Regions from separate parts of the Homo sapiens genome. Here region 2 is linked to region 1. A link is a loop called in an ENCODE intact Hi-C map of the cell type or tissue named here. Cell type or tissue: endothelial cell of umbilical vein. All regions are shown on one strand. Links, peaks and the distances in the headings refer to the core of each region. The heading gives the core; the rest is flanking DNA.

The links. Hi-C counts contacts between places; a loop is a spot of excess contacts. Peaks named below come from ENCODE experiments on the same cell type or tissue, not always from the same donor. Only the 100,000 strongest peaks of a DNase experiment are listed, where the experiment ranks them.
Region 2: a loop joins it to region 1, with 2.9 times the contacts of the local background. A loop is called at or near these places in 4 of 110 quality-filtered maps.

What each region holds. Positions count from the first base shown.
Region 1 is chr6:79,374,640-79,382,984 of GRCh38, reverse strand. No RefSeq gene overlaps it. Among named protein-coding and RNA genes, the nearest start is that of LCAL1, 65 kb to the right of the region's middle. In endothelial cell of umbilical vein, for the core only: no CTCF peak of the experiment used is centred there; DNase peaks (open chromatin) are centred at 4,914, 5,764 and 5,874; H3K27ac peaks cover 1,950 bases.
Region 2 is chr6:79,462,812-79,471,156 of GRCh38, reverse strand. The region is part of intron 5 of LOC100506851 (a long non-coding RNA gene); the gene reads right to left. Among named protein-coding and RNA genes, the nearest start is that of LCA5, 70 kb to the left of the region's middle. RefSeq lists an enhancer at 7,091-7,385. In endothelial cell of umbilical vein, for the core only: a CTCF peak has its summit at 4,727 (motif pointing right); a DNase peak (open chromatin) is centred at 4,766.

The sequences.
Region 1 (8,345 bases), core at 278-8,277:
CCCTCAATTTGAGACAACTCTGAAGGGCTATCTATATGAGAATGGCTGTGCCATGGCATCCTGATTACTTTTTATGTATCCATATAGTGAAGGCTTGAACCATAGCATATCTGAGTCTTGGAGAAATGCCTTGTGATCCTCCCAGAACAAGAGAGGGTGGGAGGCCTGTAAGGAGCTACTATGAGGCCATCTCCCACTTGCCTCCCTAGTTCCCTCGGGAGACTGTTTTGAGTTGGTTGCTTATTGCCTCCTAGGTTCTGATGGAGTGTGGGACTTTCTACCCCATTCACCCCAAAGCAGGGCTGCAGGTGATAAAGCCACTTTTCTGCAATCTAGAATTGGTTTCTCAGCAACTGGGTATCCCACAATTCATGTGTCAGTCATCCAGCCACTTTCATTTCAGTGCCATCCTTTGTGATGTGTGGGACAAGGGCTGTGGGGACTGGAACCTTGGGCTTATTCTTCTTTTTGTTATCTATGTAGGTAATAAAGAGTCTAAATCTAAGTGGCTCATTGAATCTTTACCAGCAGCATTATCAGCTTTTGGCCTTTGGCCCTGTCTTATATGTTTCAACTTGACACCCATCATAGTTCCCAAGGTTTCTGAAGGATTGGCTGAGACCTCAGGAACAACTGCATTGCAGGCCAGTTTTTCTCTATGCCCAATGTACCTTCCTCTCTTCCCTACACATGTTTCTCCCAAGAACATTTCCCAATGAGCCTGCACACAACTCTCTTAGTGTCTGTTTCCAAACCTAAGGTAATTGGTCCTGGCAGTGGCCCTAGAAAGTAGACTGTAAAATAGGAATTTAAAGATGGATTATTCACACATCAGCTGGCAAGCAGGACCTCATCACTTGTGGTAGACAGAACTCTGACATGCTGTAAAGGTGCAGTTGTTAGAATTTTCACCAATGGTGAACTGAGATGGGTGCTCATAGAAAATATGTATTGGATGAAGCAACATTGCTGGTGCTTGAGAGATAAGGATGAAATTGTAACTAAAAGACTGGCATTGGGTGGCTGTTGCTAACTGCTATTGATTTGTCAAAGATAGTTCATGACAGGATCAGTGTGATTAATCATCAATTCAAAGCAAATTATGAAAACCAGAGGGCCTCCTTAATAAACCCTAATCTCCTATATCTAGAGAGCAAATCTAGAGGAAGACTAAAGCCAGGAATGAATTAGATTAGCAAAGTTTCAGAGCAAGTTGAAATCTTAGCCTCAGCAAATCTCCCATGCCAAAGCCAAGGCCCTAATGAGGCAGGACTGCCACCCTGAAATCTGGGGCTATCTGGGTAAATGCATTTGAGATCTTGAAATGCCAGACTACTCTGGACCCACTGGGCTTGCAGAAGTGGTTCCTTTTTGGAAGATAGTGATACTCCTTCCCATGCCTTGGGAAATAAACCTTACAAAGTTTCAAGGGCCTGTCAGGGAAGTTTTAGGAGTGTAGTGATCTGGGCCATGCCAGAATATCTACTCCAAAGTAAAGAAAAAGTTATTGCATCTTTTCCTTCCTATGATCAAGAAAGATACACAGCTCTTGGCAGTCTTCATCAGTTCTGGGGGCAACATATTTAGAACTTAAGAATACTGTCTTGACCTAATTACCAAGTGACATGAAAGGCTACTGGCTCCAAATGGGGCCCAAAGCAAGCCAACCCAAGACACAGCCCTGCTGCTTCAGCCATGTAATTTGGCAGACCTTTAGGTACTATAAGTATCTGCAGTGGGAAAAGATGCCAAATGAAGTTTACAGTAATCCCTGTTCATAGGTCTGGTAGGCTCAGTAGCATCACTGTTGGATGAAAGTGGTACATCTGTAATTGGGCACTAGCGGGGCACAGGACATTAGTAAGCTGCACAAACGGAGACTATGACATTCACCATGGTGGTCCTGACACCTCTGCAGCAGCCCACACCTATGCCTGCAAGAGGAATCTTGAAAAATGCTTATAACTGAGTGTGTTATGGGCTGAGTTGTGCCCCAATCCCCCATTCATATGTTGAAATCCTAACCCTTAGTACCTCGGAATGTGACTGTATTTGTAGATAGGGTCTTTAAAGATGTAATTAGGTCTAAACGAGGTCATTGAGGTGGACCCTAATTCAGTATGACCTGTGTCCTTATAAGAAGAGGGGGTTAGGACACAGACATAGACAGAGGGACGATCATGTGAAGACACAGCAAGAACACAGACATCTGCAAAGCAGACATCTACAAATTTATTTGTTAACACATATGTAAACATACGAGGAAAGAGGCCTCAGAGGAAACCAAACCTGCCAGCACCTTGACCTTGGACTTCTAGCCTCCAGAATTATGAGAAAATAAATTACTGTTTTTTTAGCCACACAGTCTGCAGTATTTTGTTACAGCAGCCCTGGCAACTAGTACAGAGTGAAAAGGAGAATAATATCGCAGTAGCTGGAACAGAATACAAGAGTCAGAATATTTTTCTCAAATTTTATGGACAAGTTTTAAGCATATTTCTTTGCTGAAAGAAGAGTAGAGCAGGCCTAGACTCCAAGGCCAGGGTGGGTTTTTAAATAGTTATCTCAGGGCTTCATCTCATATGTGTCTGTTTCTTGATTTGGCAAGAAATTGATCATATGAATTTGACTATGGCAATGCAGTTGTAACTGCCTGATGGGTTCTTCCTGTCTACTGTACATAAAATCAACTCACTGAGACCATGGCATTAAGTAAAGAAAGAGTTTAATTGATGTGAGGTGGGAGACTGAGTTATTACTCAAATCAATTTCCTCAAAGGCTTGGAGGTTAGGGGTTTTTCAAAGATAATTTGGTGGGCAGGGGGATAGGGTAGGGGGCATGCTGATTGGTTGGGTCAGAGGTGAAATCATAGGGAATCGAAGTTGTCCACTTGTGCTGAGTCAGTTCTTGGGTGGGGGCCACAGTACCGGGTGGCAGGTCCTGGTGGAGCCATCGTTTGTCAGAAATGCAAAAACCTGAAAAGGTGTCTGAAAGACCAATCTTAGGTTCTGTGATAGTAATGTTATCTCCAAGAGTTTAACTGGGAAAGTTGCAAATCTTATGACCTCCAGAATAATGGCTGGTAATTATTCAGAATTCAAGCCCCTCTCATCCTCCTAACTTGGTGGCCTTTCATTAGTTTTACAAGAACAGCTTAGTTTTGGGGAAGGGTGATTATTATTTAAACTATAAACTAAATTTCTCCCAAAGTTAGCTTGGCGCACGCCCAAGAATAAGCAGACAGCCAACCTGTGAGGCTGGAGGCGAGATAGAGTCAGCCATGTCAGATTTCTCTTACTGTCATAATTTTGCAAAGGCTGTTTCACAGTAAGCATTTGTTCATCGAGAGAAAGTGGCTTTTTTAATCTTGAAAAATTCGTCCAATCAATGGGCGGATTCACCCTTGAATTGGTAGATAGGACTTAATGGCCTAAGGTAAAGAAAAATTTTCATAACCAAACTCATTTAATGAGAGTGTGTTAGCCAGGCGTGGTGGCTCATGCCTGTAATCCCAGCACTTTGAAAGGCCGAGGCGGGCGGATCACATGGTGAAACCCTGTCTCTACTAAAAACACAAAAATCAGCTGGACCTGGTGGCACATGCCTGTAGTTCCAGTTAATCGGGAGGCTGAGGCAGGAGAATCACTTGAACCCGGGAGGCGGAGGTTGCAGTGAGTTGAGATCGCACCACTGCACTCCAGCCTGAGCGACAGAGGAAGATTCCATCTCAAAAAAAAAAAAAAAAAGAGTAAATGTGTTAATTAAACATTTTCATCATATTTACGATCCACTGAAATTTTTCAGGTTCCCAATTCATTTTGTGTTGAGTAAGCAAAATCATTTTTACTTTAATATTTAATCAACATTATTTTAACTTTAATTTTCTTTGAGTTAAGTAGATTCTACCATGCAGCAGCATATGGCTTATTTTCATAAATGGGCCACATTAGAATCCACTCTCAATCTAGCTCAGTTCAGATCTACAGTCAAAAAAATTACTTTCAAGATAAGCATTAAAATATGTTTAGATATTAGGATTTCCCAGAAGTTCAGAGATTTTCACTGTGGCTTCTATACATTCTAAGCTTCAAATTATATTATACTACCTTGTTTCATTTTGGTTTTGTTTTCTGTTTGTTTTGCTTTTAAATTATGCAAAGCGTGACACATACATTTTGAATACATTCAGCACAAGAACCCACACTTCTAATGCCCTATATATATTCTATTCACATGAAGAATTTTGAGTATTTTTAATTTTTATTTTAATACATATGTAAAGAGGAAAATAATTTATATTCATTTAATGCAAAACAAAATACCCTACACTATGGTGTTATGTACTATGGTCACTTTCAAAACCAAGCAAAAACAAATTTACTCAGCATAAACTTAGTTATACAACATAAATGTCAGTTCAACTCTGTACATCAGTGAGGCCTGAGAAATAATATAAATTAGAAAGTTTTTAAGCTGTTGTGTTTATTACATTCTCCATTGTGGAATGGGTAGAGAGAAAGGAAAGTAAGCTGAAAATGCTAAGTATTTTAATTGATGTTTATTGTTCACATATATTTTATGTCACAAAGTATTTTAAAGTTTATTAAACAAGCTGTAGGAGTGGAGGATAAATGCTTTCTGCTTTACAGGGAGGGTTTTCTGATATAGGAACCCACAAATAACTGATGGGCAGTTGAACATACTCAAGATCTGTTTTTACAGCCTGTCAGGAGTTTCAGATTCATATCTTCAGTAGTTTCCTCGTATTCTGATTTGAATTGGGTTTGACTAGAAGTCAGGAAGTAGGAAAGATATCTTACAGAAAGGTCTCTCTTCACAACCATAAATATTGTCCAAGGGAAGCTGGGACAAAATTGTATTTCTCTGCTATTGCTACAATTTACAATTTTATTCCCTGACCCTTTCCCCTCCCCCAAAACACACACACTTGAATCATTTACTTTAGTATGCAGGAGACTGTGTCAGCCTCCAGGCCACCCCTGACCTCTTACCCTAATGTCCTCACTCTTTTCCTCCACTGCAATCAAGGAAACCACTTCCTCAGAGTTTTTGCTTAATTCTTTAATTCCAAGTCCTTTTTTGTTTTTTCTTTTCATTGTTGGTATTCCCTCTATGAATTGTCTGTCACTTTGTGTCTCAAAACTCTCTCAAGTCTGAGCTCACCTCCAACCTTAAGTTTCCTGAAGCACAAAGAGAGCAGCCTTCACACTTGTTCAATGTGGAGCAACAAAGTAAACTCCATCCTACAAGAGAAAGGCTCAAGATACAGTCTTAACTGTCTCTCTTTTAGTTATGTGACTCTAGGCAAGTCACTCAACCTCTGGGGAACTTGGTCAGCCAACAGTAATTTTACAAAAACGTTTACAATTTGCAATTTATAACTTTTATATTTTTATAATTATTGTAATGAACGTACAATAATTTTACAATCACTGCTATTTCTAATATTTGTTAATGCATAACAAATTTTTGACACTTTTCTCAAAAATTCTAATTTCCCTTGGCTTTGATATTTCCCCCAGTGGATTTTTGTGTTCTTTGAGTTGCAAGAACTATGACTAATTTTCTTTGAATGATTAATACCTCCTGTCTGGCAATTGCTTTATATTCCAGTAATATTTGCTGAATGAGAAAATGAACAAATTAAATAAAAGTAAATAATGTGTGTAGCAAAAATGTTCCAACATTAAACATGCTATACAAATGTGAGCTGTTATTTTTTCAGTCGTTCATTAAACTAACAATTCTGGAGTGCTTGCCCTGTGTCAGGCACTGTGCTGGGCAGACAGGAGAAATCTCTTGTCCATAGCAGCAGTACTTAACATGGCAGAGTTTATTACTGAGTACTCACAGAAGAGCTACTGTAACTGGATAGTGAAGCATGACTGGAGAGTAAAACATCTGAATAGTAAGAAAGAATAAAACTTTGACTTTATGAGAGCGCTGATGATTAGTAATGCAAACAACATTCTAAGTCTAATATTTAATTAATAAGAACATTTTACCCGAACGTGTCGCTCTCCTTTTCCTGTCTTTTTTTTTTTTACTTTGCAGTGGATAAGTTCACATTTTAATATTTTATTTTCTTTAAGGAATCAGATCAAATCAAAATACATACCAAATATGTATTGAGCCCTTAATTTGTGCATATCATCACTTTTTTAAAATAAGAGAAGAATTTAGCCTTTTGAAACTTCTTCAGTGATAGTCAGTGGGCAAATAGTTCTTTCTATGAAAAATATTGACACTAAAAAATACTGAAAAGGGCTAGTTACAGAATTTAATTCCTCAAAATGTATTAAAATTGTACTAAATACTGGGCCCGTTTCTGAAGGCCATACCAAACTGATTTACATATCACTGCTGCCTTCAAGGAGCTTAACTTTAGTAAAAGAGGTAAGACATGCATTCAAATATCCAGACATAATTGTGGAAAACATATATCATAAGGAAGGAGTTAATTTATGCACTGTCAAATATTCAGAGAGAAATTGCCGTTATTGTAAATGGATCATAATGACAGCCTCACAAGGTGTTAAAATTGCCTATAGAGCCTTGAAATAATTAACAAAGTGTCTCCAGTGGAAAATCAGTCATTTCCTAGTTATTACCCAAGTCTTTACTACTCTGATTGCATGCATAATCTCAGAGGCTTTTGTGTAGTAACAGTAATTCATCTTCTACTTTATGTAGTCTTTTCAGGAACCATTGTTTGTATCTCTAAATACAGTCCACACAGACTCAGCTTTTCAATGCAATATTAATGTGGCATGTGCATAGAAATGTTCTCATTTACCTGTCTTTGCTGCTCTTATTCTAGTACTTTAAAAGCAGTTTGCAGCCGAGACATTTGTTCCTCTTATCGTGTGAGATGGGCTTATAGCTCACATACAGTGGAGGCATAATAGCTAAACAGTTATTATTTTAGCCTGGAGGATCATAGATCTGCCCCCTGGGATTTATGTAGTAGTTTCAAAGCCCAAGCTAAGTGAAATGTGTATTGTCAGACTTGCTTTACTATTCTTTCAAATGAAAGTTTAATCAACTTGACATTTACAGTAAGGAGTGTCTTGGTGACAGCATTTATGCAGCATACAGCAATCTCTATCCAAAAGTAAATATGAAAATATGGAATGAAGAAGGGAGGTTTGAGTGTCTAATTAAGACTCCAAGTCTAAAAACAGTTTTTCAAGGGCTGAGATATAGCTGAAGCCGTATCATGATTTAGAGGCCATTCTTTTTCCTCCACAGAGTTTTCAGGTTTTATGAGGGGGAAAAAAAAAGGATAAAGAGGTCAAATAAGTTTGGGAAACACCTCTGTCAAACATAGACAAAAATTATTAAGAACTTCTGAGAATATTTAGTAGGCTAATGCATAATTTTAATTTCCTTAAAAGAGATACGTTGTGCACTTTCCAGAACTTTTATGATTACAGAAACTTTTTTCTTTTCAGGAAACAGCTTTTGAGACAAATGTTCCACGGAAGGTGTTTTAATGCCAAAGAATTTTGCTTCTTCCCTGGGGGTTGTTTTACCTTGTCATTTTCACAATGAAGACTATTTTTCTTTATTTCTCTTCTCTATTTTCCTCTTAGAGCTTCTTGAAGTTTCTTTAAAACTTTATTTTAAAAAGCGTCTATTTCAGAAGTTAACAGGTAAAATTCAAGTAAATTCCTATTTTATAGAATTTTTATATGCCAACATAGATCTGTTAAATAGGTTTCTATGATTTTGGTTATACTGTGGTTATGAGACTTGATTTATCATTCAATACACTTGTCTTGTAGCATTGTAGTTAACATTTTCTGTGTTATTCCTCCCCCTTAGGACGTGAGCTACTCTAGGAAAAAAATAATATGACTTATTCTTTTAACCCCAGGGCTGAGATCCATAATACGAATGAAAGAGAATTTTCTTTTTTATTCTCTTCTGCTATGTATTGCCTTTTTAAGGTGGACATTTAACTGGACATTCAAACTTGTTTATGACAATGTCTCTTCACACTCATTTACAAGATATTGTCCTTTCTTTTACTTAAGATATAAGCTCTTTCTAAAATTCTAATTCTATTACACCAAATATATATTTTATATAAAATAAAATGGCAATAATATCTACCTGCATTTGGTGATGATGTTTATCTTCCATATAAACAGACAGAATTTCTTTATCAGTGTATTACTATAACACAGTTAAATGCCTTAGTAGAATTTTTAAAAAGTCACCTGTACCTGACTGACTGCAAGTTGTTTCCATGCAGAACTTTGCCAATGACAATACCCTGTTTCATTGAGTAGTTTTCTAAATTTGAGGTATATCTTGT
Region 2 (8,345 bases), core at 195-8,194, 88 kb before region 1:
TGCCTTCTATATGGTTTTGTCTTTGATATGTTCTTATAAAGAGCATATATTTGGATTTCTTTAAAAGCCAGCATAAGTGTTTTTTGCTTGTTACACTTAGAGTTGTCACTGCTGGGTTTTGTTTAACATTAACCAGCTAATACTTGAAGTTCTTGATTTTTTTTTTCCTCTGTTAGGTTTTGTTTTTTTCTGTCTATTGATTTGAATGTTATTAATCATAGTACTTTTATATTACCTCATCATTAAACACTTGTTCACTCAGTTATTTATTTCCTAAATTTTTCTCTCTGTGTCAAGAATAACCCAAATCTGTTGACCCTCTCAGTGGAAGATATAAAAATTATCCTATTTTCTTCATTCCCCCTTTCCCATTTGCTGGTTTTTGTTCAAATGTTATAGGAATGTAAATTCATATTGTTATTATTATTACTTTACATTCCCTTTCAAGACTTTTACTTGATATGCATACTAAATTTAATAACTGTATTAACAGTTACTTAGACTTTAACTCTGTTGGTTTTACTGCTTACTGGTTTTTTTTCTGTATCTGTCTTCACTTAGTAAATTCCAATCTTTTGTTTTTGATGTTTCAAATGTTTTCTTAGTTATATTGACACTGTACTTTTTCCCTCATAATTAAATAAATTAGTATTTCCCAAATAATGACTGTCATTCTGAAATAAATTTAGGAAACACTTGGGCAAACAAAATTAAGCATACTTCTTTATTGCAAGCTTCTCAGAGTCCGTGTTATGCAACTATGGGTTATAAATCTTAGGGACATGCACTTTTCCCAAATTTGATACCATGCCAATTCTCTTGGTATTAAGTGTTACAGATAACTTTAATTCGGATTTTTTCTCCTTAGTAGATTCTTTGTTTACCTAGATTTTATTTCTTTATTACTGACATGAAAATATCAACAGAACTTGTTTAGTGTAGGTCTCTTTTGTTTTTCCTAGTACTCTGTGCATCAGACAGCATAGTACCTAAGGCAGAAACCTCTAGATACTTTAAACAGAAAGGATTTAATACAAGGAGTGAGGTGCTTATGAAATTGGAAGAACTGGAGGAGCAGGCTCTACATTGGGCTTCTGGGTGTGATTCATAGAACACTGGCTGACCACCTACAGGGGAATCACTTTTCTACTACAATCAGGAGGCCACCTGACTTCAAGAATGCATCATCCAGCTACAACTCAGACAATAAAAGACCAGAATTAGAAAGCCAACATCACCACAGTCGCTGGACACCGGAGTCCAGAGTTTGGCTCCTGCTGCCCCTGAAGCAGCTGCAAACTGTATTTGCCGGTCCCCACAGTCTTGGTTGCCAGCAGAAAAATGCCCCAAATGGGAGGAAGATAGTTTCCAGGACCCTACATTCCAGCAATGTCGTTTTTAGCTTTCCAATTTTTGATGCTCATAAAAGTATGTTTTCCTGATTAATACAACCTTAAGCTACTGGGATTAAATAGACTAATGGAGGCCAAATGACACTTCTTAACTTCTGGGTTTCCTATCTCTGAGAATTCAGTATGTTCAATCCTTTAGTCATGAATCATCACCTTTTCCCTTTCCAGGAATTTTCCACAAGGATGGTGACAACAGGTCACAGTAGGCAGAAGAAACTAGGGCTGAAGTTTCTCTAACACCATTGATTGCCCCTGTAATGAGTAAGACTCTAGAAATATTTTTCAGGATTTAGTTTCTTTCTCTTTATCAGAAGACCGAGTAAGCTATTGTTGCCATGAATACTCTGGACCAATGCTCATTTAGGTACACAGCCCCATTGACTATTATTTCCTTGTCCTATCTCACAAGACCTTCAAAACTTTCCCAGGGCTCCTGCTTTTCTGGACACCAAAATGCTGCTTAAATCTAGTAAAATAAAACTAAAATTTATGAGAATAACTGCTCCATTGTTCACAGGAAACATCCTGAATGACTCCATAGTTTAATAACTGCAGTCACCTTGACAGAGGGTTTTCATACAGATGACTTTCCTTTATCAATGTAGTACCCTTCAAGACCTGTCTCCCAGCAACACCCTCCCCCATCCTGACACGTAGCAGAACCCTGTTATCCTGGCCAGTTTTCATAAACACCCAAAAGATTCTGTGGGTATGTACTCTGAACATCCCATGGGAGACACTAAAAGATGTACATTTACTCCTTTTCGTCAACCTAAAAATCACAACAAAATTCTGTCCTTTCCAGCCTAAAATTTTTACGAAGACAGTGACCATTTTAAGATATCTCCCGAAAGACCTTAGAGAGGAGAGTCTAAGGGGAAGTACTTCTGCTCTCCTCCCTTGAGTGTTTGTTATTTTATTGGATTGCCTCATTGACACATGACCCAAAGTAAAGTGTGTAAGTGACGAAAAGCGAAGAGCATTGGCTTAAAGGGTGGAAACAGGGTTGTTCGCTAGCAGTGTCCTCAGGTCCAGTTATTTAACTCCTCTGTTAGTTTTGCTAGCAGCCAATTGGGGATTTTAATAACTTGCCCTGCCTAACCACGTGGAATTCTGTCCGTGCCATTTTTGTCTGTGTCCAAGTACTGATGACCATATAGTACAGTATAATAAAAATAGCTAACAGGACAAGTGGAGCTGGGTTGTGGCAGTGATAAGCCTCAGTTTTTGTGGGCATCAGCAGGAACACAACAGCCCCTTCCTCAGACTCAGGGCTGTGGCTGATGACCAGGGTACTGAAGGCAGCTTCTCCAACACTCACTTGTACCTAGGCTGTGTCTGTTGCCCAGGCTAGAAACGTTCTTGCTTATTCATCCAGAAGCACCTATGAGCAGCAAACTTCATCTAGAGCCACTGTTCTTGAGCAGGGCCTTGGTTCCAGAAGGGAATTCTGAAAATGCTGAGAGAATGCTGCACATATCTCTTCCATTACACACTGGAGACAGGGCAGTCAGACCTAAGGAATCCTATGGTTCCTGCCCAGCCAGCCACTGTGCCATGCTATGGTGGTGATAAACTCCCTACAAGCACGTCTTTGGCTCCTCCTTTAAATTAGCCTCTTAGCTAAAAATAATAAATTATAGGAGGAGGGGTTTTGTGTTACCTCCTGCCCTGGAGATTTAAAGGAATCTTTGCTCTCTGGGATTTCTCTTTTAAGAGCCATTGGAAGGAAAACCTAAACGAACATTTAAAGTCCCTTTGAACTGTAGCCTGTGAAGTTCCAAATACACCCTAGGAGGCCTGTGAGTCGATGTGATGTGGTGATAACAGTCAGCTGCTTCCAGCAGCTCCTGCTGTCCTTCTGCTCTGATGACACAACTTGTAGCTTTGGTCTCATTTTGAGGAACCTGCTAAAGATGGCTCTATTTGCTTTAATTCTCAGATTACTTCAGACTAATGTGTCACATCTAATTAAGATGGTGCAGTGCTGTCCCCTTGCTCTACTTACCACAGCTTCTCTGCTGAAATGTGCCATTTAACCTGGATTGTCCCAAAAGCTGGGGAACAGCTTGCTGACTGTGGTTGATGCCACGGTATCATCTTAGCAGATTTTTTTATTTCCATTAACATTTAACCTAGTATATCTTCAAGTGTTTTAATATTCCAATCAATAAGTAGAAAAATAGATATTGGAAAATTAATTTTCCCACATAATATGACTCATGCTCCACAAGATTTTTTTTGTCTTGCTCTGCTATTATAGTAGCTGCTCTGCCAACCCCATGAGTTATTGTGAGGCTCAGGTGAAGTGATATATGTATAGTAATATGTCAGGGTAAGTTGTCCAATATTTCAGGGTAAGTTTTCTACAGGTGTACATGCTAAGTGCTGACCTACTCTGTGATCTTTGTTATCTGATAAAGCTGGACCTGAACTCTGGAGGAAAAGTTTTAAAAATGTAAACAGTGCTCTATACGTGTAGTTTTGGTAACAATAAATGAAGTGTTTTCATTCCCAACCATCTCATTATGACAGTAACTCTGCTGCAGCCATTAATATCTGGAGTTAATAATCTTCTGTACTCACTGACTTTTTAATGTCTGTAAGGCAGATAGTAATCGCCAAGACTTGCTCTGCTCCTAATTGGCAATAGCAATATATGGTTTTGCCCAATATTTCTTGTGACATTATCAAGCTATTTGTGAATGGATCTGTGTGTGTTTGAAAAATGGACAGAAGCAAAACCATAAACCACAAAATTAGATGGACAAATAAAAATCCATAAATGTTTCATATCACTTTTTCTTTTCATGCTCATAGGTTTCAGCCAGGCTACACTGCCTGCCCTCTTCTAATTCAGCTAATTTGTCTATCTTTCCCGTTACACAGGTTTTCAGCGATTGCCCTGGGCAAAAGCTGACTTTCTCAGCATTTAATTCTGCAGATATTTTCTTCAGTGTAGCACGTTTTCCCAAGATACCTACTTGGATCTGTTCTGGGGTTCCAATCTCTCCAAATCCTAGGATGTCTAATCCTCTACTTGGAAATTATCCCCTTTTCCCTTTCTAGGAACTTTCCATAAGGATGGTAACAACAGTTCACAAGGGGCAAAAGCAACTAGGACCGAAGTGGCTCTGCCAGCCAGTCCAGCATTGGTGTAGACAGCTACTTGCGATACTTATGACGAGGGCTGGCCTGCATTCTTTTTGTAATTTTTAATCTGTATTATTATAAGTTACAATTAAGTAGCATTTTCGTGGAATAAGTGCTGAATTAAACCTAGATATTGAATGTACCTCACATAGATTTCCTTTAGAGGGCACTATTGATTCTCTGAAACCATGGAAACCTTTCTTCATGTTTTCTTGGTAAAATTGGCCAATTTTGAAATCTTATTGGGTTTCAAATCTACTCCATATAGTACAAAGTACTATACTCGTTACCAATTCCATACTTTGAAGATTGTCCATGTACAGAATAAGAAGTTACACCAGAATGTTGTTTGTTATGACAAGTCATCAACACAATACATATAATTCTATATTTGAAAACCTCAACTGGTTTATTTGCTTTTGAAATAAACCAGTTCAAATGGGAATTTCCTTTTGTAACTTGATGCAAAATTTAAATTAAACAATTCAGTCTTTTTTGTTTAGAAAGACAAATTACTTCTTTGGAAACTAATGTTTCATTCTAGAAATGGGTAATTATTTACATATATTTAGAAGAAACCATATTTATGGTATTTTCATTCAGACATTCATTAACATCTGAAGATACTCTACTAAAATTTTGTGGTCACATTTGTTGTGTTTTTTAGACTCTGCCAGTTTGTTGAATTTTGATAAATGCTGAAGGAGAATGCTTTTTTTTCTTCATTATTTAAAGTTAAGAGAATAGAACTTTGTAAATTGTCTCACTGGCAGCCTTTATCTAATTTCAAAATAATGGGAACCTAAAATACTCCAAAGCTCAGAAACATAATTTTGTGACATAAATACATTCATACCACCATCTACCAATGTTTACTTAGCTTTCATATAATAAGGTACTGTTCCAACATGTATGCCAATATCCTAGGTTAGTGGAAAGCAGTTATCTCATGTTTTATAAACAAACAGATTAACAGAAAGGTCATGCACATTCCAAAGAGAAGAAAATAGGTTTCCATAGTTTAATGAATTACATACAAATTCCTTGAACCAGCCTTTTAAACTCTTCACAGAATGGCCCCAGTTTACCTTCCTAACCTCGGCTTCCTCTACCAATAACCTAAGCTCCCAGCAAATGGCACCACCCACTATTATTCGGACATTTGTGCTTTTCGGTATTCCTCTCTTGACTCATCCAGTCTTTTGCCGAGAGTGCTTTTGCCTCCCCAAATGCAAATTGTAAAGGTCCCATCCATTCTTCAAGCAGCATTTTAACTGAGTCCTCTCCAGAAGCTCCCCATCTTGTGAATTTCCATGGCTGGTTGAGTATAATTTCTGAGTTTATCAATTTTGTTTTGTATTTAAGTGGGTTGGATGCTTGTTTCCTCCCTCTTTCTAGATTGCAAATTTTTTAGAAATCATTTTGGGATCGGTATCAATTCTAGCGCCCAGCATATGGTAAGGGCTCAATACATATTTTTTCAAATGAACTGGGTTAAACCAAGACATTTTTGCCATTTGTCAAATGAGGCACATTGAAAGCAGAACTTGGATAGTGTGGGATCTGAGGAATAAGGATAAATACCAGAGACATTAAAAGTGAAGGGAAAGGCCTTGGAGACTTATTAAATGTGGAAAGCAAACACTCTTACGCTCTCTCTCTTATTTTATTTTAAATCACTGCACTTATATAACACAATTTGTAGCCTAGAATGAGGCTCTATGTGGGAAAGAACTTTAATTCACCACCATATCCTCAGCACATAGTCATTGGTGCAAGACAGATTTTAGGTGCCCAGTGATATTTGATGAGTGAATGAATTAATTGATTAAAATGCAAAGCTGTCCAGCAAGAAGGACAGAATTATTACAAACAGATTAGAAACCAAAGGAGAAGGGATAACTTTGGAGAGTATGGTGACTTCAGTTTTTTTAGAGATGCATAGATGAGCATCCAAGTAGAGAACACAGAGGAAGTAACTGAAAATTGGCATTGGAATTTCATTCAAGAGTCAGACTCAAATATGTAGTTTTGGGACTTACAAATTAGCTATAATTGCTGAAGCCATAATATTGGATGGGATTATGAAGAGGAAAATGTAGGGAGGTCTGTCCAAGCTATATCATTGGGGAGTGCTTCTGTGTAGGTACAGGGCTGAAAGCCCAATAATGAGGCCTGCTTGTAAAAGTCAGGGAAAAAGCAAGCATATTTTATGTCCTTTTCTTGACTAACCACTCTACTATATATGATATTATTGAATTTCTTTTTTTCCTTGGTTTTGCCATTTTGTACTGGTCCTTATTTTCCATACTAAATGTTATAGATTTTTTATTTCCTAAAACATATCAGTATTTGATAGACTTAGATATGGACTAAAACAAGTAAAATATGGCATATGAAGGATTAATATAAAGACCAGAAGCTGAAAAACAGATTGTTGTAGCTGTATGGGTCCTGCTTTGGATTCAAATAATTAATAGAATAAACTCAGATTGGATCAGATGGTTCTTAATAGTTGCTTATGCAGAAACTTCCTGAAAGAGTTTTAGTTAACTTTAAGTTGATATGAATGACAGCTTTTGCTACGCAGAGATCAAAGGAACAAAGAGGTTTACTGGCTTCTATCTGGCCAAAGAACACTTGGAATGCAGGGTCTACTGTGGATGACTCATTTTAGAGGGATGCAAACAACTCCCGGGCCTCCAGGTAAGTATGGTGGGGCCATGGGAGGAGTCAGGAAACCATAAAGAAAGACTGAATAAACTGTCGCCCTGAAGAAAAAAAGATTTAGGAAGAACTGGGAGTTGTCTTTAAATAGTTGAAGCAGTCATGTATAAAGAATTGAATTTATTCCCCACTGCTCCAGAGGGCAGACATAGGATCAGCTAGTGGAAATTACAGGGAGGCAGACACAAGTTAAGAAAAAACTCCCAAATATTTGGATCAATCGGTATATGGAATGAGTTATCTGGTGAGTTAATGAGCAACTGAATTAAGTGATCTCAAAGTTTCTTTGTCTCTAAGAATTAATGATTTATGATCTTCCAAACCATGCCTAATTTATGTAAAGAGAACCACTATTAACCTAGTATGAACATCCTTTCAGTGTTTTCTGTGCATATTGACATATATTATTTATTCATAGAATACATACTTTTTCTTAATCAAATAAGGAGTATTCTGTGCATACTACATTATAATCTTATTTTTTCACTTAACATATAGTAAACATTTTTCTATATCATTAAATATTTTACATCCTGACTTTTATGGGCCACATTGTATGGATGCTCCATCATTATGCAACCAGCCTCCTATTTTGGGGCACTTACATTATCTTTAATTTTTTAAGGATTACAAATAACCTATTTAATAAACCTTCATAATTTCTCTTCAGCAAAAATAGACTCATCTATAAGAACAGGTTTCATGAATACATCAAACAAACCAAAACTCAAACCAAATAAGTGAACTAACTCACTCTTGACATTTTAAAAGCATTTAATTTTCCTAATAATTTCCTTAGCCTGAAAACATTTTGAGGCAGGAATTTTGGCTTTTAAAAGTTCTATGCAGCAGGAAACATATTATTCATTATATGTGTTGGGTTTTTTTTTTTTTTTTTGCAGTTACAAAATTGTCCCCTTCATGTTAAGATTACCTCAAGGTGCAAGTATAAAACATAAAACATCTAATTAAATATATAAAGCAGAACACTTGTCTGGCAGCATGATCAATGTTAATGACAATATGAATGTATAATAATGATTTTTGAAAATG